2 separate regions of the Homo sapiens genome follow, and region 2 is linked to region 1. A link is a loop called in an ENCODE intact Hi-C map of the cell type or tissue named here. Cell type or tissue: endothelial cell of umbilical vein. All regions are shown on one strand. Each heading gives the region's core, and the rest is flanking DNA. Links, peaks and the distances in the headings are about the cores only. Region 1 overlaps FRMD4B (FERM domain containing 4B). Region 2 has its middle 36 kb from the start of FRMD4B.

Region 1 (11,382 bases), core at 1,023-9,022:
AAAGCAGTGTGTAGAGGGAAATTTATAGCACTAAATGCCCACAAAAGAAAGCAGGAGAGATCTAAATTTGACACCCTAACATCACAATTAAAAGAACTAGAGAAGCAAGAGCAAACACATTCAAAAGCTAGCAGAAGGCAAGAAATAACTAAGATCAGAGCAGAACTGAAGGAGATAGAGACACTAAAAACCCTTCAAAAAATCAATGAATCCAGGAGCTGGTTTTTTGAAAAGATCAACAAAATTGATAGACTGCTAGCAAGACTAATAAAGAAGAAAAGAGAGAAGAATCAAATAGATGCAATAAAAAATGATAAAGGGGATATCACCATCGATCCCACAGAAATACAAACTACCATCAGAGAATACTATAAACACTTCTACGCAAATAAACTAGAAAATCTAGAAGAAATGGATAAGTTCCTCGACACATACACCCTCCCAAGAATAAACCTGGAAGAAGTTGAATCCCTGAAAAAGACCAATAAGAGGCTCTGAAATTGAGGCAATAATTAATAGCCTACCAACCAAAAAAAGTCCAGGACCAGATGGATTCACAGCCAAATTCTACCAGAGGTACAAGGAGGAACTGGTACCATTCCTTCTGAAACTATTCCAATCAATAGAAAAAGAGGGAATCCTCCCTAACTCATTTTATGAGGCCAGCAACATCCTGATACCAAAGGCTGGCAGAGACACAACAAAAAAAGAGAATTTTAGACCAATATCCCTGATGAACATCGATGCAAAGATCCTCAGTAAAACACTGGCAAACTGAATCCAGCAGCACATCAAAGATCTTATCCACCATGATCAAGTGGGCTTCATCCCCGGGATGCAAGGCTGGTACAACATATGCAAATCAATAAATGTAATCCAGCATATAAACAGAACCAAAGACAAAAACCACATGCTTATCTCAATAGATGCAGAAAACGCCTTTGACAAAATTCAACAGCCCTTTATGCTAAAAACTCTCAATAAATTAGGTATTGATGGGATGTATCTCAAAATAATAAGAGCTATTTAGGACAAACCCACAGTCAATATCATACTGAATGGGCAAAAACTGGAAGCATTCCCCTTGACAACTGGGATGCCCTCTCTCACCACTCCTATTCAACATAGTGTTGGAAGTTCTGGCCAGGGCAATCAGGCAGGAGAAAGAAATAAAGGTATTCATTTAGGAAAAGAGGAAGTCAAATTGTCCCTGTTTGCATATGACATGATTGTATATTTAGAAAACCTCATTGTCTCAGCCTAAAATCTCCTTAAGCTGATAAGCAACTTCAGCAAAGTCTCAGGATACAAAATCAATGTGCTAAAATCACAAGCATTTTTATACACCAATAACAGACAAACAGAGAGCCAAATCATGAGTGAACTCCCATTCACAATTGCTTCAAAGGGAATAAAATACCTAGGAATCCAACTTACAAGGGATGTGAAAGACCTCTTCAAGGAGAACTACAAACCACTGCTCAATGAAATAAAAGAGGACACAAACAAATGGAAGAACATTCCATGCTCATGGATAGGAAGAATCAATATCGTGAAAATGGCCATACTGCCCAAGGTAATTTATAGATTCAAAGCCATTCCCATCAAGCTACCAATGACTTTCTTCACAGAATTGGAAAAAAATACTTTAAAGTTCATATAGAACCAAAAAAGAGCCCGCATTGCCAAGTCAATCCTAAGCCAAAAGAACGAAACTGGAGGCATCAAGCTACCTGACTTCAAACTATACTACAAGGCTACAGTAACCAAAAAAGCATGGTACTGGTACCAAAACAGAGATATAGACCAATGGAACAGAACAGAGCCCTCAGAAATAATATCACACATCTACAACCATCTGATCTTTGACAAACCTGAGAAAAACAAGCAATGGGGAAAGGATTCCCTATTTAATAAATGGTGCTGGGAAAACTGGCTAACCATATGTAGAAAGCTGAAATTGGATCCCTTCCTTACACCTTACACAAAAATTAATTCAAGGTGGATTAAAGACCTAAATGTTAGACCTAAAACCATAAAAACCCTAGAAGAAAACCTAGGCAATACCATTCAGGACATAGGCATGGGCAAGGACTTCATGTCTAAAACACCAAAAGCAATGGCAACAAAAGCCAAAATTGACAAATGGGGTCTAATTAAACTAAAGAGCTTCTGCACAGCAAAAAAACTATCATCAGAGTGAACAGGCAACCTATAGAATGGGAGAAAATTTTCACAACCTACTCATCTGACAAAGGGCTAATATCCAGAATCTACAATGAACTCCAACAAATTTACAAGAAAAAAACAAACAACCCCATGAAAAAGTGGGCAAAGGATATGAACAGACGCTTCTCAAAAGAAGACATTTATGCAACCAATAGACACATGAAAAAATGCTCATCATCACTGGCCATCAGAGAAATGCAAATCAAAATCACAATGAGATACCATCTCACACCAGTTAGAATGGCGATCATTAAAAAGTCAGGAAACAACAGGTGCTGGAGAGGATGTGGAGAAATAGGAACACTTTGACACTGTTGGTGGGACTGTAAACTAGTTCAACCATTGTGGAAGACAGTGTGGCGATTCCTCAGGGATCTAGCAGTAGAAATACCATTTGACCCAGCCATCCCATTACTGCGTATATACCCAAAGGATTATAAATCATGCTGCTTTAAAGACACATGAACATGTATGTTTACTGTGACACTATTCACAATAGCAAAGACTTGGAACCAATCCAAATGTCCAACAGTGATAGACTGGATTAAGAAAATGTGGCACATATACACCATGGAATACTGTGCAGCCATAAAGAAGAATGAGTTCATGTCCTTTGTAGGGACATGGATGGTGCTGGAAACTATCATTCTCAGCAAACTATCGCAAGGACAAATAACCAAACACTGCATGTTCTCACTCACAGGTGGGAATTGAACAATGAGAACACTTGGACACAGGAAGGGGAACAGCACACGCTGGGGCCTGCCTTGGGGTGTGGGGAGGGGGGAGGGGGGAGGGATAGCATTAGGAGATATACCTAATGTAAATGATGAGTTAATGGGTGCAGCACAGCAACATGGCACATGTATACATATGTAACAAACCTGCACATTGTGCACATGTACTCTAGAACTTAAAGTATAATAATAATAAAAAAAGAAAACCAAATGAGAAAATAAACCAATACAAGACAACAGAAGTGTGCATACCTTTACAGCCTGATCTACAAAAGCTTCCTTTAAGGAAAAAAAAAGCAACTGAAGTATACAGCAAGCCCAATACCTTCCTTTCTTAGATTGCTGTTATTGGAATAATAAATTGATTGTTTAACCTTGCCAAATCACATAAACATATATTAATGTATAGTTTACCTGTACTCAGGCTTACTTTTCCAGTTTAGGAAAATATTGCATTTAAAATTTTTTCTAGTTTTCCAACATTAAGCAAGAAAAAAGTCTTAATTGGAGCTTCACAGAATCTACCTCAGGGACAAACGTAAGTCTCATACTTGAATTATGATCCCGAGACAGGCCTCTGCTGAGAGCTCACTAGTATTTTCAGGTTGCCAAAATATTTTTGAAACAAAGAGAAAGTGTTTTAGTATGGTTTTACCTAGCACTATAGCTTTTTGTGATAAGAGACAAGACATGTAGTTCTTTTCCTGGGGTCTTTTGCACACCTGTGCACAGGCTTCTGCTAGCAATTGGAAACCATGCAGAACAGAAAGCAGAATCTCATTTGGATGCAGCTCCCACTTTTCTATTCCAAGATGCACGCACCCATGTAAAGAAACTCTTGCTTCATGAAATTCAGAGATGCTGGAAATTAGGCAAAATCATCCTCTGGCCCAGAAAAGGCAAAGGGTGGACAGAGCATAGATTCGGAACTCAGGAGATCCAGAATCCAGGCTGTGCCCTGCCCCTAACGGGATAGGAAGTCTTAGAAAAATTCCTCCTCTTCTCTGGATTTTAATCTCTTCAGTAACAGAATGAGGAGATTGGACAAAGTGACTTACAAGGTTTCTTCTGGTTTAAATGTTCCATGGCATAAATATATCTAACAATTCTGCTCAGCCAATAATATTTGTCCACCACCCATCACCCTGCCTCCTGATAGTTACTGGGAATTCTCTCCATGGGTGAGACATAGTACCTGTCTGCAGCAACCTCCATTCTAGTAGTAACAACTTCCCTGCATACTTCAAATGTAGGATCAAACACAGTGGAACACACAGAGTATGCTCTGGAGTGGGACTTGGTATATCTGGGAATATATTAGGCCCTCTGCTAAGAGCTGTAGTTTCTGACCCCTGAAAGAGCTGCATAACAAGATAGTCTTACTTCTCAGGATGTTCTATGGCCTGAATCTTCAGAACAGGATCATTTATAATGAGGCCTTAGGTCACCATAATGTCACTCTGAGAATCCAGGTCACAGGACTGCATTTGGATAAGATTATATTCCTTTTCACTCCTTCGGACATTAGATACCTTTAGATAGGACCGATTTAGAGACAATGGACTCATTTCTAAGGCTACACTATTATGTTGTTACATTATAGCAAAAGGGTACTATTCCAGTTCCTATTGTGATATATTTAATTTCTTTGATGTTTCTCTTCTCTACCCAATCCTGCCCACTTCCTCTACAGACTTCCTTCTATCCCCAGGAGTTTTGCAGTCTACTGGATGAGATAATTTCCTTTGTTTTTTACCCAGATATTCCTCCCCTCCACCATCAACATCTACCCATCAAGGAAGAAAAATGGCCACATGGAGTTGGACTTAATGAGTTTGCCATAACCACATTACAAGGCAGCAAAGAAAAAAAACCTTCCCTTTAATAAGGATGTAGGACTTCCTCTGACAAATCATAAAAGTTTTATTAATTAATTGGAAGCCGTCCCCAAAAATGGCATTTCCGAGGTTTCTATCTTGAACTGCTGAATTCTGATCACATAGAATCCTCACCACAAACTAGACTGGAGGACAAAATTCAATTTTCCTTCTTCTTTCTGGAGGCAAAGCAGGGACCCACATCAAAGGATCCTTTCAGATGGGCTGCTAATGAGCTCTAGGACACCACGGAATTTTTGTTGCCAAGTGTTCACAAAAACAGGGAAGGCCCCAAACACATCTTGCTGATGAAACGATGAACAATTATAAATCAAAAAGCATTTCTGTGTTGCTTACTGACACAGTTCCTGCCCTCTCTCTGTCTTTTCTACATCCATAAAGAAACTCCAGTATTTAAAATTTAAAAAAAAAAAGAAGAAGAAAAAAGGAGAGTGGTGGGAGCAGGGGAAAGGGTGATGAAGTGGAATTACATACTTCATATTTGCCAAAGTTCTAAAGCAAAATAAGAAATCAGCCTTTCACGACCTTTAAAGGAGCAAAGATAGCATTAAAACAATGACAGGAAAACCCTCCAGACGATGGGCGTCTTTAAGGACCATCTTCACTTGGTATCAAACAGAGCACATCCAACTCCGTTTTGGAAAAAGTAATTCCTTCACAAGAGTGAAGATAAACATTTCTTGTAATTTCCTTTTCTGCAAGTTGGGTTCTGCAATATTAGTTCTTAGATTAGTCCACCCCCAGTACAATATTAAAATCTGCCCAAGATTTTGCTATGAAATGCCAGTCAAAGCTGAAGAAGCACCGTTACACAGTCTGCAACTGGAAGATCATAAAAAAAAATCATTCTTACCTCCGAACCACCATGACCTCGGCTCATTTAAAGGAACTGAAGAGAGTGCTTAAGACAAAAGACACACGTATTAAGCACTTGTGCGGTGTGTGTGTGTGTGCGCGCGCGTGTGTGTGCGCGCATGTGCTTGCATTTTCTCCAACTACAAGCCAGTGGAAGTAGGAACTTAAAAACTCCCGACGCCTTCCGCTGCCATATAATCTCAAGGAAATGACCATACTGTTTGTTTCTTTGATTAGAAACAAAAGCCTTTCAATATGAGTCACGGGAGAAATGGGAAAATAAAAACAACTAAAAAACTTCTGCTATTTCTTTTGGCCACTCAAACGCTTTCTTTACAACACATTTAAAACATATGATGAAATGTCATCTACTGTTTTCTAAACTTCCTTGATAATGCAAGCTTTAGGTTGGGTAATTATTCAGAGATAGGCGATGCCATGTATGAATCTAAACTTCTATGCATGTTCTGGATGAGGCTGGGAATTTAATGAATATAAATAAAAACAATATTTAACTCAACTTTGCTACTCACAGCCAGTTGATGTTAACAGCTTTTCCACTCAGAAAGAAACTTAGAATTCCATGGAACAACCTTAGTAAAATCAATCAGAGATGCCAGCCACAACAGAAAATCTTGGCAGAATGACGTGGTCTCAGAAAAGATTCATTTCACTATTTGCATTTAATGAAATCATTACTATTGAAGTCATTCAGTGAATAGGAAATAATCAAAATACATTATGCTTGAAGGCAGAGAGAAAAACATATAGAATACTGGAAAAATAATAAATTTACTTTTTTTAAAAAAAGAGAATGACTAAGTAAAAGTTTGTGACAGGGTATCATGCTTCTCCCTCCTGAAAAAAAGAACAGTCTGGAATTTTGCTCAGGAGTATGGTATGGTTAAGAATATAACCATAAGATTAAATCTCTAAGACTCTCTAGAGTCAGAGAAACCTCGTGTTTTACAGTTGTATATATCCTTGGGAAAGTTACTTGATCTTTCTGAGAATTGGTTCCCTCCTTTGTAAAATGGAGATAAAAATCCTGATCTCCTTCAGGAGTGCTGGGGAAATTAAAAGAGATAGTTCATGCAAAGCTCAAAGAATTTGCCTGGGAGATACCACAGGTATCTAAATATAGGGTGGGGTACCTCCCTTTACCCCCACAAAATGTTAATCCCTCAGAAACCGGGGAGTGGCTTTATCTTCAGATCCTTCTAAAGACTCTAATTACTATGACCACAATATACTGTCTGGGGAAGACATGGCAGCCTGTAACAACTTCAGTCAATGCTAAGTTTGGATGCAAATAGAAGTCACTTGATGATATCAGTAGAAAAGGTGGCAAAAAGTTTAATACATATTTAGTAATTATTTGTGAGCACGTGACCTCCCAATTGGACGGGTTGGATGTTAGAAGAAACAAGTTACTTAAACATTATTTCATGCACATATACTTGTAGGATAAATGGAAAAAGGAAAAAAAAAAAAGCTGGGCAATGATATTCCCAGAAAAGCATCATATATGGAGATTGAAAAAGTGCTATATAGCTCAAACAACTTGGGCAGAAGTGGAGATGCTGCGCTGTGATAAAAGGATGACTCAAAGAGGACTTTTGTTCCAGTGCCAGCACACACATGCACATGAAGAAGCTGAATAAAATTATCCTATCAAGAGGGAGAGCACAAGGCAGAAATCACTCCAGTTATTAATCTGCATAACAAGTGTTATGAGCACTCCTAATATTAGGAGTAAATTTTCTAATATTTCATATACATTTCTAAAATTTTATATAGGTTGACCCAAAACATTTGCCTGAGTCTTCTTGTTTGGAAGGTGGGGAATTATTGTATTACTTTATTTGACAGAACCTTCTATTTGTTAATATATAACAGTAAAAACTCAATACATGGTACCTTTTCTTACTGGGTTGGAGAGTCGACTGAGAGAACTAGTGGGACATTTCTGATTGTATGGTAAAAATGTTTTCACTGTTGAAGGACAATCGGAATGTTGATAGCCAGTTTCAGCAGCAAGTTGGGCTAGATTAGGCAAGGCTAAAACCAGGAGGCCAGGGCAGCTTGAGGGCCAGATGAAGGTTGACAGACCAAATTAGGGGGGAGGCTGGGTAAGCTCAGGTTATGGTGTGAGAACACATAGAGATGGAGTCTACCAGGAGTATTAAAATTAGGAGGCCGGGCACAGTGTCTCACACCTGTAATCTCAGCACTTTGGGAGGCTGAGGTTGGCAGATCACCTGAGGTAAGGGGTTTGAGACCAGCCTGGCCAACATGGCGTAACCCCATCTCTACTACAAATACAAAAATTAGCCAGGTGTGGTGGCCGGCACCTGTATTCCCAGCTACTCGGGAGGCTGAAGCAGGAGAATTGCTTCAACCTGGGAGCCGGAGGTTGCAGTGAGCTGAGATCACACCACTGCACTCCAGCCTGGGTGACAGAGCAAGCAAGATTCCATCTCAAAAAAGAAAAAAAATTAGGAAACAGGATCCCCGCTTTTCTTTGGGGACACCATCCAAATAACTGGGGGTAGGGGGGAACCCCATATCCCCATATAAAGAAGATGAATATGTGATTCAAGACTGACCAATAAAATCACTCTACCCCCATGTGATGGTTAATACTTAGTGTCAACTTGATTGGATTGAAGGATGCCAAGTATTGATCCTGGGTGTGCCTCTGAGGGTATTGCCAAAGGAGATTAACATTTAAGTCAGTGGGCTGGGAAAGGCAGACCCACCCGTGATGTGGGTGGGCACCATCTGATCAGCTGCCGCTGTGGCCAGAATATAAAGCAGGCAGAAAAATGTGAAAAGACAAGACTGGCCTAGCCTCCCAGCCTACATCTTTCTCTCGTGCTGGATGCTTCCTGACCTGGAATATCAGACTCCAAGTTCTTCAGTTTGGGGACTCGGACTGGCTCTCCTTGCTCCTCAGCCTGCAGACGGCCTATTGTGGGACCTTGTTATCATGTGAGTTAATACTTAATAAACTCCCCTTTATATATAGATATATATATACACACACACATACATATATACACACACGTATATATACATATATATAATATATATACATATATATATAATATCCTATTAACTCTGTCCCTTTAGAGAACCCTTACTAATACACCCCATACCCATTAGTCATAGGGATCAGAGAAGAAGTATCTTTGTTTTTGTTTGTTCTGGAGTTACAAAGTTGCTTGGATGAAAATCTGGGGCTACCAGGAAACCTCATGCCAGACAGAAGAGTTGGAGAGAGACATACTCCAATGTCACTGTCTGAATTATGAAATGCCATTGAACCTGAAGTCATTCCCTGGCCTTTTCAGTTACTGAGTCTATAATTTCCGTTTCTGCTCAAGCTGGTTCTGATTTTTAAACAAAACTTTATTTGCAAACAAAAATATCCTATCTAATATGTCAGTTTGTGTGAGAAAGGATAATTGGAATCTGACACCATTAGTCCACTGACCAACACTGTTCAAGAATGTGGGTGCTTATAAACACAGGATTGGAGAGTTTGGTGGGGCTCTAGGTGCAAAGACGGGACAAGGGCATAGGTGCCAGGGATTCAGTCGTGAGGAAATGGATAATTCCTGCAGTAGTAGGGTATCAGATAGGAGTTTTGTAATCAGTAAATCAGAAGGGGTCCCAGATAACTGGCATTCAAAGGCCAGAATGGGACAGTGGCAAAGCTGATGCTATATCCAACTTGAAACAAATGTTCTTCCAAATGCCTTCTGCCGTGCAGCCAGATACAAGGCAGGGCTTAACCTGGGATTCAGGAATGTAGACTTGGGGAGCCCTGTTTAGGAGTCCCGTTGAAAATGAAACTATATCCTGGAATAGGTCCAAATGAAATATGAGCTTATATGTGAAACTGTGCCTATAAAATACAAATTGTGACACAGTTGGATGATCACCTAACTGGTGAGCTTGTACATATGTATTGGTGACTTTGTGGAGGGTTTTATTGACTGTGAGGGTGGAATAAAGGAAATATGTCCACCAATTTAAGGAAAAATTTGTGGAAGCAGGATCCCAATTTTTGTCTTTAGGAGAAGCTTTGCGTTTTATCTCAAAACTATCACTTTCATCACAGAACATTTCACATACTGAATGAATGCCAGACGCACCATAAAATCACAACAGAGGCAATGTATTGCAGTTTTCCAAAATTCTGACAGCTGGGCATAGCACTAAACCATTTGTCATAAAGTAAGAGGACAAACTTGAAGACCAGCTCATCTCCTCCTAAATTTAGTGAGGTTTGCACTAAAGAAAAAATATTTCCTCATAACTTCTCATCCTTCTCTAATTCAGCCTCTAGAAACAATTCAGTTTCAGTTCAAATATTTCTTGAGCATCAAATACATGCAGAGGCCTTACAAGGAAGTCAAATATGAAAACACCATGGTTCTGACCTTCGAAAAATTTGCAGCCTGGACCTGGCATCTCTCAAAAAGAGAAGAGTAATCACTTTATTTGTCACCTCATAGTCAACTCTGCAATTGAGGAATTACACATTTCTTTCACACACATGCTGGTTTCTGTTTTTAATCTTTTATCAATCTGTATGTCAGAGCTCCTTGGATACCTGATGATTTTTCTTAAATTTGCATTCACTGCAGTAATTATTTTTTGAATGTCTATCAGGTATTGGATGTCAGAGCTGGGTGTGTGGCCTATGTAGGCCCACAGGATTCAGTGCTCAGAAGGGCCTCATGCTTGGTTTAGTGTTCTGCTGTCTCACAATTCTTAATCATTTTTGAACAAGGAATCCCACATTTTCATTTTGCATTGTGCTATGGTTTGAATGTCCCCACTAAAACTCATGTTAAAATTTGATTGCCATTTTCACAGTATTAAGAGGTGGGACTGGCCAGATCCGGGGGGCACATGCCTGTAATCCCAGCAGTTTGGGAAGCCAAAAAAAACAGATTGCTTGAGTTCAGGAGTTTGAGACCAGCCTGGGCAATATAGTGAAACTCCATCTCTACAAAATACACAAAAATTAGCCAAGTGTGGTGGCATGCGCCTATAGTCCCAGATACTCAGGAGGCTGAGGTAGGAGAATCACTTGAGCCTGGGAGGTTGAGGCTGCAGTGAGCCAAGACTCTGCCACTACACTTCAGCCTGGGTGACACAGTGAGACCCTGCCTCAAAAACAAACAAATAAACAAACAAAAAAAGAAGTGGGACCTTCAAGACATGATAATGGATTATTAATTCATTGTCACAGAAGTAGATGAGTTATCATGGAGGTGGGCTTCTAATAAAAGATAAGTTCAGCCCACATTTTTCCTGTTTCTTCCTGTGAACCTGTGCACCCTTCTGCCTTCAGCCATGGGATGACCCTGCCAGATGCCAGTGCCATGTTGTTGGACTTCCCAGCCTCCAGAACCATGAGCCAAATAAATCTGTTTTCTTTATAAATTACCCAGTCTGTGGTATTTGGCTATAGACACAGAAAAGATATGTAGAGTCTGGTAAATTATGTAGCTAGCTCTGCTGGGCATGGTGCTAAGTGGTGGGGGAACAGCAGTGAGCAGGAGAGGTATCCAGAGGGTGGCATGAAACAAAAAATAATTTAATTCATAAATGAGGTAATTTCAGACAAGAGTAAGACTTAGGAG
Region 2 (11,382 bases), core at 1,496-9,495, 69 kb after region 1:
TTATTCAAGATGAAAACTAGACTCCCCTGCTGAATAAAGTGCCCTGTCCTCTGAGTTAGAAAGATTAAATATTAAAAGTTTTATATAGGGGAACCACTTTTTGCTTTGACTGCCAGGGCATACCAAGTAGCTCAAAGCTAAATTTTGGGCCTGCCCTTAATAACAGGTACTGTTTTGCACGTGGTTCTGAGTAATGCATTTCTAAATAAGCATCCCCAAAGATGCAAAGCAGGTATTCTCAGCTGCTGAAAGCTGACATACAGAAAGAAAAAGCAGGTGTTCCAAGGATCTTTCTGGGAGAAATTGCTTTATTAAAAATTTTTTTGTAGAGACAGGGTCTCACTCTGTTGCCCAGGCTAGAATGCAATGGCTATTCACAGGCACCCACAATAAACTGCATCCTTGAATTTCTGGACTCAAGTGATCCTCTCACTTTGGCCTCCAAAGTAGCTGGGGCTACAGGTGTGTGCCACTGCACCCAGCTGAGAATATAAATTATAAGTTAGATTGCAACCCACTGAATCTGGCCAAATTGTCTTCAGGCTCAAAAACCTCAAATGCAAACCTGTTCTTTTTTTTTAAATTATTATACTTTAAGTTCTGGGATACACGTGCAGAATGTGCAGGTTTGTTACATAGGTATATATGTGCCATGGTGGTTTGCTGCACCCATCAACCCATCATCTAGGTTTTAAGCCCTGCATGTATTAGGTGTTTCTCCTAATGCTATCCATCCCCTTGCCCCCAACCTCCCGATAGGCCCAGGTGTGTGATGTTCCCTTCCCTGTGTCCAGGTGTTCTCATTGTTCAGCTCCTACTTATGAGTGAGAACATGTGGTGTTTGGTTTTCTGTTCCTGTGTTAGTTTGCTGAGAATGATGTTTTCCAGCTTCATCCATGTCCCTGCAAAGGACATGAACTCATTCTTTTTTATGGCTGCATAGTATTCCATCATGTATATATGCCACATTTTCTTTATCCAGTCTATCAGTGATGGGCATTTGGGTTGGTTCCGAGTCTTTGCTATTGTAAATGGTGCTGCAACAAACATATGTGTGCATGTGTCTTTATAGTAGAATGATTTATAATCCTATGGGTATATACCTGGTAATGGGATTGCTGGACCAAATGGTGTTTCTAGTTCTAGATCCTTGAGGAATTGCCACACTGTCTTCCACAATGGTCGAACTAATTTGCATTCCCACCAACAGTGTAAAAGGGCTCCTATTTCTCCACATCCTCTCCAGCATCTGTTGTTTCCTGACTTTTTAACGATCACCATTCTAACTGGTGTGAGATGGTATCTCATTGTGGTTTTGATTTGCATTTCTCTAATGACCAGTGACGATGAGCTTTTTTTTCATATGTTTGTTGGCTGCATAAATGTCTTCTTTTGAGAAGTGTCTGTTCATATCCTTCACCCACTTTTTGATGGGGTTGTTTTTATCTTGTAAATTTAAGTTCTTTGTAGATTCTGGATATTAGGCCTTTGTCAGATAGATAGATTGCAAAATTTTTCTCCCATTCTGTAGGTTGCCTGTTTACTCTGATGATAGTTTCTTTTGCTGTGCAGAAGCTCTTTAGTTTAATTAGATCCCGTTTGTCAATTTTGGCTTTTGTTGCCATTGCTTTTGGTGTTTTAGTCACGAAGTCTTTGCCCATGATTGTGTCCTGAATGTATTGCCTAGGGCAAACCTGATTCTATTATAAAGCAGACACTATCGCCATTATATTAATTTCATCTGGCTACCGTGACAAATTACCATAGCTGATGGCTTAAAATGGCCGAAATTTATCTCACAGTTCTGGAGGTCAGAAATCCAAAATCAGTTTCACTGGGCTGAAATCAAGGTTTCAGCAGAGCCATACTTCCTCCAGAGGTTGTAGGGGTGAATCATTCCTTTCATCTTCCAGCTCTTAGTGGCTGCCAGTATTGCTTGACTTGTGGCCACATCACTCTAATCTCTGCTCTCTCTCTTTACATCTCTTTCTCCTCTGTGTGTCTCTCTAGCCTCCCTTTGCCTTTCTTTCACAGGGGTCTTGTGATGGTATGAAGGGCCCATACAGATAATCTAGAATAATTTTTTCATCTCAAGAAACTTAACCACATCTGCAAAGTCTTTGATGTATATATATGGTAACATTTACAGGTTCCAGGGATTACAATCTAATATCTTTGGGGCAATTATTTAACCTACTGAGGCCATCTTTTTCATCTCTAAAATGTATACACACAGGCATATGCTCATACATTATAACTAATAACACATGTTTACCAAAAATATACACGGTGTACATAGAACAATTTTATTAATCCTTAAACATTACTACTCTGAATTGGGCTTAGAGCATTTGGTAGGAGGGTCGATGTGGTATAGTAGGCAGAAATCTAACATGGGCCCTATGACCTCCACACCCTGTGTAATCCCCTTCCCTTGAGTGTAGCCAGGGCTTGTATCTGCTTCTAGCCAAGAGAAGATGGCAAAGATGATGGGGTGTCACTCCTCTGATTAACTCACATTATATGCCCAAGGTGATGGGTTATCAACCCACAATGACTCCATCTTAGCAGATTAGAGCGAAAGACGTTCTCTTGCTGTCTTTGAAGAGCAAAATTCCATGTTGTTGGCATGTTGTGGAGGGGGCCACATGTCAGGGAACTGCAGGTGGCTTCCAGAAGCTGGGGACCTCAGTCCTACAACTGTAAAGAACTGAATCCTGCCAAAAGCCAGTGAGCCTGGAAGGGAACGTAGAGCCTCAGACAAGATCCTAGCTCTGGCCAACATCTTAATTTCAGCCTGGTAAGAAACTGAGCAGAGGACCCAGTTAAGTTGTGCCCAGACTCCTGGCCCATAGCAACTATGTGTGTGTGTGTGTGTGTGTATAACACACACACATATATAATTACATATATACATATATGTTGTTTAAGCTGCTAAATTTGTGGTAATTTGTTATGCAGCAATAAAAAACTAATACTCTTGGTTTGCAAAGTGTTTATTATCAAGATATAAGGTAGAGAATGAATAAGCACAGATAACCAAAATGAAGAGAATCAACTGCACCAAATGGCCAGATAGCAAAGTGCACTGGGAAGAAAATGTAGGTTGCATATGTGAAATGGTTGACAGCCAGCAAATGGATTTACATTAACTAGGAAATATATGGGAAATAGGTTTGGGGGAAACTTAGAAGTGAAAAGGGGTGAGTTTTCACCTAACTATTTCAGTTACAGGAGTAGAAATCCAACTGAAACTGACCAAAGCAAGTATGAATGAATAAATTCAATGAAGATGAATATGGAGAGTTTATTGGCTCACATACCTGATCAGCCCAGACGTATCTGGCTTCAGGCACCAATGCCCTGAAATCTGTCTCTCTCTAGCTCTCAGCTCCCTTTCCTCAGTATTGATCTCATGCTCAGGCAGCCTCTTCCAGTGGAGCCAGAGGTGGCCACTCATAGGTCCAGGCTTATATTCGGCTCATTGAGCAACCCGTTGTGGAAAGTGAGATTCTCTTTCCCAATAATTCCAGCAAGACTCCCTCAGTTATCCTTCACTGGCTCACTGGCTAGACCTGAGTCATCTGTCTAAACTTGATACCAAAAAGGGGCAGGAGAGCAAAGCTACCCAAGCCCAAAGGAAAACTGGGACTCTCTTACCAGAATGGGGATTGGATACTGTGCAGGCAAAAATCACAGGTGCCCATGACATAGGATGCAGTATGGTAGAAGTGCATGGATGGCAACTCCACATTTGGGAAAAGGATGGAAGAGGCCTTGTAAAGTCAAGAACCAAATAACCAAGCAGTAAATGGAAGTTCCTATGCAGCATACACAGAGAAGAACTTGCAGACTGAGATACAGGAAGAGATGTTTGGGTTTAAAATGGGTCAAGGTGTTTGTTTCTTTGTTTGAGATGGAGTTTTGCCCTGTCGCCCAGGCTGGAGTGCAATGGCACAATCTTGGCTCACTGCAACCTCTGTCTCCCAGGTTCAAGTGATTCTCCTGCCTCAGCCTCCGGAGTAGCTGGGATTACAGGCACCCACCACCACGCCCAGCTAATTTTTGTACTTTCAGTGGAGACAGGGTTTCACCATGTTGGCCAGGCTGCTCTTGAAATCCTGACCTCAGGTGATCCATCTGCCTTGGCCTCCCAAAGTGCTGGGATTACAGGCATGAGCCACTGTGCCTGGCCAGGTCAAGGTGTTTGATCTGCTGGGGTTGATAAGCAAAATAATCCCTGGGAAAAATCTCAGAAGGGGCGTGGCTTGATTAAACTGGCAGAATCGCTTTCTAGCAACAGGTGTAACTTGTATGAAAAGGGATATCAAAAAAAAAAAAAAACAACCAAAACAACCCTACATTCTTTTCACCTATGGAACAATCATATGTCTCAGGTGCCATGGTTTCTACCTTACCTTCATGATCAGATTTATTTCTCACCAATAGCCCTACAAAGTAAGCGTTTTAACACTTGAAAAAATTCAGGCTCAGGAGGTTAAGTGATTTTCCCCAGGTCACTGACCTAGCAACTGGCAGAACAAGGACTCAAATTCAGGTGAATGTGTCTCCGGAGTCACTATGCTAAACCCCCTATTTCTGAATTAGAGATGTTCGGGTTTCAAATGGGTCAAGATGTTTGATCTGCTGGGGTTGGTAAACAAGATTATCCCTGTAAGGACTTTAGGCACCTGAACGGGACATGAGAATGGAGAAATGCACAATAATATGTAACATTCATACTGTGAAACACTATTTCAAAGCCTCCTGTGTGGATTTAAGTGGGTAGTCTACTTTTACTCTGGCCTAAGATTTAATTGGCTAGGATATCAGAAGAAGCCAAAAGCCCTTTGGAAAAAGAAAGGTGGATCCAAAAGAGCAGAGGAACTGTATGAAGCAAAGATGCCAGGGAGGATAAATGACCAACAATATGTTACCAGATGCGCCCTCCCTGAGAACACTGGACTTGGCAAGGGTAAACAATAAGAGAGGAAGTCAGGGACGGAGAGGGCCAGGGAAAGTTCAGGCCTCCCTCCCTCCCACGCCCTCACTCCCCATTGTGGCTCACACTGAGTCAGCCCAGATGGGAAGAAGGCAGAGACCTCACCCACCCAGTGTCCACCCTACCCATGGCCTGGAAATAAGTGAGGATGAGATTTGTGAGGGCAGCTTAGATACACCCAGGTGCTACTTGGTCCCCCTTTTCCTCCACCCTCACACAGCCCCAGAGGTGCCAGTAGTCAGATCTCTGGGAGACAGTATACCAGCCAGGCCCTTGAATTCTGGTGCCAGCTCTAGTATTAATTACCGGATGACTTTGCATAAGGCACTTTGTGTCTCTGGGCTTTTATTTCCCGTATGAAGAGTCATCTGAGGTTGAATTAGATTAGGGATTGTACATGCAAGTGCCAACAGAGGCCAGGCAGGCAATGAAAATGTAGCAGGCTGGGTACAGGATGACAGGGAACAGTGGGGACTGGAGAGCACATGTTTTGTCCAGTGAGGGCATTCCCAGTGTCTCCAGATGCTCCAATTTTTCCTGGGAAGCCACAATTCAGACTTTTACATAAAGTCTCCCAATCTTTAAGTGTTGGCAACAAATCAAGCCTGCAGAGCAGTTGGCAATCTTGAGTCTAGATGTGCCTTGTCCCATAAGCTAGTCACTAGCCACATGTGACTATTTCATCTTAAATTAATTAAAATTAAACAAAAATTAAAAATTCACTTCCTCAGTCACAACAGCCACCTTTCAACTGCTCAATAGCCACAGGTATTAGTGGCTACCATATTGGATAACACAGATCTGAAACATGTCCAGCTTTGTAGAAAATTCTCTTGGATAGCCCTGGCCTAAGTGATGTCTAAGATAACTTTCAGCTAGTAAAACAAAAAATAAAGACAAAATGAAACAAAGGTTACTTTCTTAATTGATAGGAAACAACGCTACTGGAATTTCGTGGCATAACCATAACACAAAAATATTGGTGTCATTATTTTATTTTCACTCTGATGAGTTCCCTTCAGTTGCATTTAAATTGGTTTCTGCAGATCTGTTAATAGAAGCAGCCTGATACTTTCTAATCTGCTTCAACACACAAAGTACATTCATAGGGATTTGAAATCTAAACTTATATTAAAAGGAGAGGGGCCGGGCGTGGTGGCCCATGCCTGTAATCCCAGCACTTTGGGAGGCTGAGGAGGGCAGACCACTTGAGGTCAGAAGATCGAGGCCATTCTGGCTAACACATGGTGAAACCCCGTCTCCACTAAAAATACAAAAAATTAGCTGGGCGTGGTGGCATGTGCCTGTAGTCCCAGCTACTCGGGAGGCTGAGGCAGGAAAATTGCTTGAACCCGGGAGGTTGTAGTGCGTTGAGATCATGCCACTGCACTCCAGCCTGAGCAACAGAGCGAGACTCTGAAAAAAAAAAAAAAAGAAGAGAAAAGGAGAGGGGGCAGGGAAGAGAGAAACCCTATTTTACTTCTAGTACTTACCCCTCCCCTGCTAGGTGAGATATCACTTCCATACAGAGCTTTTAACTGCCTGTGCAAGAGCCTCCATTGTGACAAGCTGCAATGTTTTAGGTCAGTAGTCACCAAACTTTTCTATAAAGGACCAGACAGTAAATATTTTCAGCTCTGTGGGCTATATGATCACTATGGCAATTATTCATTTCTGCCTTATTACATGAAAGCAGCTATCAACAATATGTAAGCAAATGCGCATGGCTTTGTTCCAATAAAACTTTATCTGTGGACGCCAAAATTTGAATTTTGTATAAGTTTCATGTGTCAAATAGTTACTTGATTTCCCATACAACCATTTAAAAATGAAAAAGGAAAAAAAAAACATTCTTAGCTCAGGACGGTAGCAAAACAGGCAGTGTGCTGAATTTGGCCCACAGGCAGTAGCTTGCAGACCCCTATGTCCTGAAAGTTCTCTGATGGAGAGACTGCTGAACTGTAGGGCAGGGATTGCTGAGCTCTGACTTATATATATGACTCACTGGGCATGAGTCCCATGTAAGTTGTATAGTTAGCCAATGTTGTTCAGGAATGAAGGGAAGGACCATAAGGGCCCTTTTTTGTGAGACAAATTTATTGATATAGTCAGTCCTCATTATTTACAAAATTCAAACTTGCCTACTGGTTAGAATTCATTCATAACTCCAAAATCAATACTCAAGGTACTTTTTTGAAAAATAGAGACAGGATCTCGCTCTGTTGCCCAGGCTGTAGTGCAGTGGCACAATCATAGCCCACTGCAGCCTCAAACTCCTGGGCTCAAGTGATCCTCCCGCCTTGGCCTCCCAAAGCGCTGCAATTACAGGCATGAGCCACCACACTTAGCCTTTGCTCGAGGTATTTTTGCAATCATTCTCTGACTTGTGGGGAACAGCAAAAAATTTGAGTCACCCAATGCTCCTGTTCTCAGCTGAGATATAACAAAATAAAGCGCTGCCCTCTTGTTTCAGTTCATGTTAGGTACACACGTCCCTTTCAGAGTCTATGTAGCAACCTGTTTTACACATGTTGGTGCTTTTGGTTGGTGATTTTGCTGTTTAAAATGCCCCCTAAGCATAGTGCTGAACTGCTAAATTAGCTGTGGTATGAATGTTTGTGTATTTCCAAAATTAATAGTTTGAAGCTTAATCACCCGTGTCAGAATGATAGGAGATAGGGCCTCTGGGACATGATTAGGTCATGAGAACACAGTCCTCATGAACGGGATTAGTGCCCTCATGAAAGAGGCCCCAGAGAGCTGCCTTACCCCTTCTACCAAGTGAAGACACAATGAGAAGGTGCCATTTATGAACCAGAAAGTGGACCCTTATCAGGGTCTACCAAATCAAGTGGACTGTCAAGTGGTATTAGCAGGACCCTCATCCATTGACACTGAATGGCCTGGTGTCTTCATGGTGAATTTCCCAGGCTCCAGAACTGTGAGAAATACATTTCTGTTGTTTATAAGCTACCCAGCTTATGGTATTTCGTAACAGCAGCCCAAATGGACAAAGTTCCTAAGTGGAAGGCAGCTGCAATGTCCTTGTTAAAAAAAAATAATGTCTTAGATAAGCTTCATTCAAACATGAATTATAGTACTTTTGATATGAGTTCAATGTTAATGAATCAACTACATATATTAAATAATGTGTCTTTAAACAGAAACACACTTAAAACAAGGTTATGTACTGACTGGCTGATGAGAATGTTGTGACGAGGTTTATAGCAGCATAACTTATTTCCCCCTAGGTGTGATGTTTCAGTATTTGCTAATTTGGTGTTCATGATGCCTTTACTGAATATAACTACCTCAAATAATGAGAACTGACTGTATACTGACACTAAAAGGACAAGGTCTCACTCTGTCACCCAGGCTGGAGTGCAGTGGTGTGATCATGGCTCACTGCAGCATCGAACTCCTGGACTCAAGCGATCTTCCCGCTTTGGCCTCCCAAAGAGATAGGATTACAGGTGAAAGCCACAGCACAGCCAGGATTGTATTATTAAGGCACATGTGCCTTAGTCTGTCACTTCTGAGTGGTTTCTCTCTTAGCTTACTAATATAAGAAGCAAATCCACAGACAAAGAGGGATGGGAATAAGCAATTTTCATAAGAAACACAAACAGCCAATAAATATACAAAAATCCTTCACTGATAGTCGGAAATAAATATTAAACAAATGAGATATTTTTTCTCCTATTAGATTGGCAGAAACAGAATTACTTTTATAAGACAAAAGAATTGAGGTAAGATATATGTTGACTACCTTAAATCCCAATATGGGATTTAAATAAAAAAGCAACTTCTTTAAAAATTCAAAGATGAATTTAAAATTTGCTTAGGAAGGTAATTCTGAAGCTGATTTCAAGAGGCAAAGCTAAAATAATGAATGTAAGATTCTAAATAACAAGTTATATAGATGTAATATAGAAAAATCACAGGTGCTGTTGACCTTATCTTTAGCCTTTGGTAATTAGGACTTGAACTATAACAGCCTTTTATTTCTACCTACCCGCAACCCTCTGCTTTTATGTACTTTACCTCTGCTTACTTCTCTGCAGCCAGACAGTGACTTAGGCAAATAGGAAGGTAGGTGATGTGCTATTAGTGTTTTAAAAGGCTTTCATCTCTTCCATGGTTTTTCATGGTGTTATTATCTCTTATCAGTAGTTAATTTATATAGTATTTCCATGATGCCTTCTTAACAATATCCAGTGTATTAGCGTCACCTCCTTCTTACACAGTAAATTCATTTCAACACTGCATTGGCCAGAAAGGACATGCAGTAAATGTTAATCAATTCTATTGCCATAAGAAACGTGCATGGAGTTAAAGTTCACAAGAAACAGAAGCTAGAGAACTAACAGCAAAGTGGAACTTGCTGCTCATTAGTTCACGAACACACTCCCCAAAAGTGAAGAGAGACACTCTCACCTGAAACTAGTGCTAGAAGTAGTTATCCTGTTCACACAGCACACCCTACTGCCCATGGGGGAAAGTTCACTTCCAATGCACAACTGAGAAATTAAATATGGACCCTGCTGGCCAGCCTCCACCTAAATCTCATCTCTAATCGATCTGCAATTCAATAACATGCATGTCTTCTTTTGCCCCTACCTTTCGTGATGGCTTCAGCTGAAACATAAAAGGGCTTTAAAAGATTAATAGTTCCATCTTGATGCCAGGTGAAGTAAATTCCCAATTCATTCAATCCTCACTGTGATGTTTTGCACTTGGTACAAAGTAGATGCACAATAATGTTTTATAAAAGCACCACAATAAGATAGGTATTATTTTTATCTTTTTTTTCAGAAGACTTAAAAGGATTAATTAGTAACTCTCCAAAGATCCCAAAGCCCAAGTAAGTGGGGGAGCCAAGAGTTGAACCTCATCTAACTCCAGAGCGTATGCTTAATGACTACACTATATTACCCTCTTATTCTTTAATGCTAAAATAAGCTTTCAGCATTAAAAAGAAATGAACCGTCAGGTGATAATTAGTTTCAAAGTCTACCATAACAGGTTAGGCCTTTTAATAGCTTTAATACCACAGCTTTTGCTAAAGATTGATCAAGAACACAGGCCATTTCCTAAATACCTCACACAAAGGCAACTCTAAGCAAGTGCTAATTTTAAAACAGGGCATATGCCATGTTATCAATAGGAATCCAAAGTTAAACAACAGAATGGGCTAAGTGTGGAGCTTCTGGCATATGCTGGGATGTAACAGCCCTTCTCTTTAAATCAGGTGTTGCACCCATATAGTTTGCTAAGGATAAGGTATGAATAAGGAAATGCTGGGGCTGTAATGAATAGGTTTTCATTATTGTGGATTTGAAACAAACTTTTAAAAGCGTGTGTGTGTGTGTGTGTGTGCATGTGTGTGTGTTGGGTAAAGGATTACGGAGATTAACATTCAAAAGACAGTCAACAGAGAATAGTCCAGAAGTGGAAGGAATTTACGACTTAGCCTTAGAGTTTTCTCACGTTAATACCAACCTATTGGTAATGCCTGCCTGGAGCCCTGTTTCAGGAAGTATTGTGAGACCCGTTCTGAGTTCTACAAAGAAAGGGTGCTGTGTTGATTAATAATGTCTGTCCTGGCAGAGGAAAGGAGGGGAGCATATTAACTGCATAGTTGCTTTTCTTAGGACTAGAAGATTCACAGGAGTGCCATATTTGTTCATTACCACAGAGCTATCTCAGAGCTGCCAGCTAGGACTGAGAGGAAAGATCACACTGCAGACCCAGGATATTTAAATCAGAAAATAATTTTAACCGTGAAAACACAGGGTCTATGGGATTTATCCTCAGATGTAATAAGATAAGCCCACAGATGCGCTTAGGGGCTGAGATGACAGAAAGGCCACTTGGCTGAGAAACAGGAGGGAAAAAGAGCCAAGCAATATGGCTGAGAATTTGTTCTCCATACTGGTACAACAGAGCTTGGTAGATTTGCTATTTCTTTGGCTCAGCCTCATAGATTTTGGAAATGTGACTATTTATAGGGATTCTTATTTTTTTATTTCTTTCACTCATCCCTTAAAAGTTTTAAGCAAAGTCTACTTGAAAAATGTCAGCCTGTCTCAGGTGTGCTGAGAGAAAATTAAGTTTTGTCAGTGTTTAGTCAGAATATAAAAGGAGGGGAAAACTGACCTCTGGTGGTAAATTTGGAAAATCCCTAATACAAAGATTTCCAAAAAGTGATCCAGGAAGCATTAACCCCTCAATATTTTCTGTGGGAGAAGGGCTCTGTGGTAAAAATAACTCTGGGAAACAATTACATACTATATAAATATAATATATATTTATATGTTATATAATATATTTATAATATATTGTTATATATTACTTAATATACCTGTTTTTTTGGCAAC

The links. Peaks named below come from ENCODE experiments on the same cell type or tissue, not always from the same donor. Only the 100,000 strongest peaks of a DNase experiment are listed, where the experiment ranks them.
Region 2: it touches region 1 in a loop (3-fold over the local background); 3 of 110 quality-filtered maps call a loop at or near these places.

What each region holds. Positions count from the first base shown.
Region 1 is chr3:69,347,827-69,359,208 of GRCh38, forward strand. The region is part of intron 1 of FRMD4B (FERM domain containing 4B); the gene reads right to left. Among named protein-coding and RNA genes, the nearest start is that of FRMD4B, 33 kb to the right of the region's middle. In endothelial cell of umbilical vein, for the core only: no CTCF peak of the experiment used is centred there; DNase peaks (open chromatin) are centred at 4,715, 5,895 and 7,325; H3K4me3 peaks cover 2,797 bases; H3K27ac peaks cover 3,699 bases.
Region 2 is chr3:69,415,962-69,427,343 of GRCh38, forward strand. It overlaps a transcript of FRMD4B not described here. Among named protein-coding and RNA genes, the nearest start is that of FRMD4B, 36 kb to the left of the region's middle. RefSeq lists enhancers at 4,715-5,216, 5,217-5,716. In endothelial cell of umbilical vein, for the core only: no CTCF peak of the experiment used is centred there; DNase peaks (open chromatin) are centred at 5,020, 6,960 and 9,460; H3K27ac peaks cover 1,210 bases.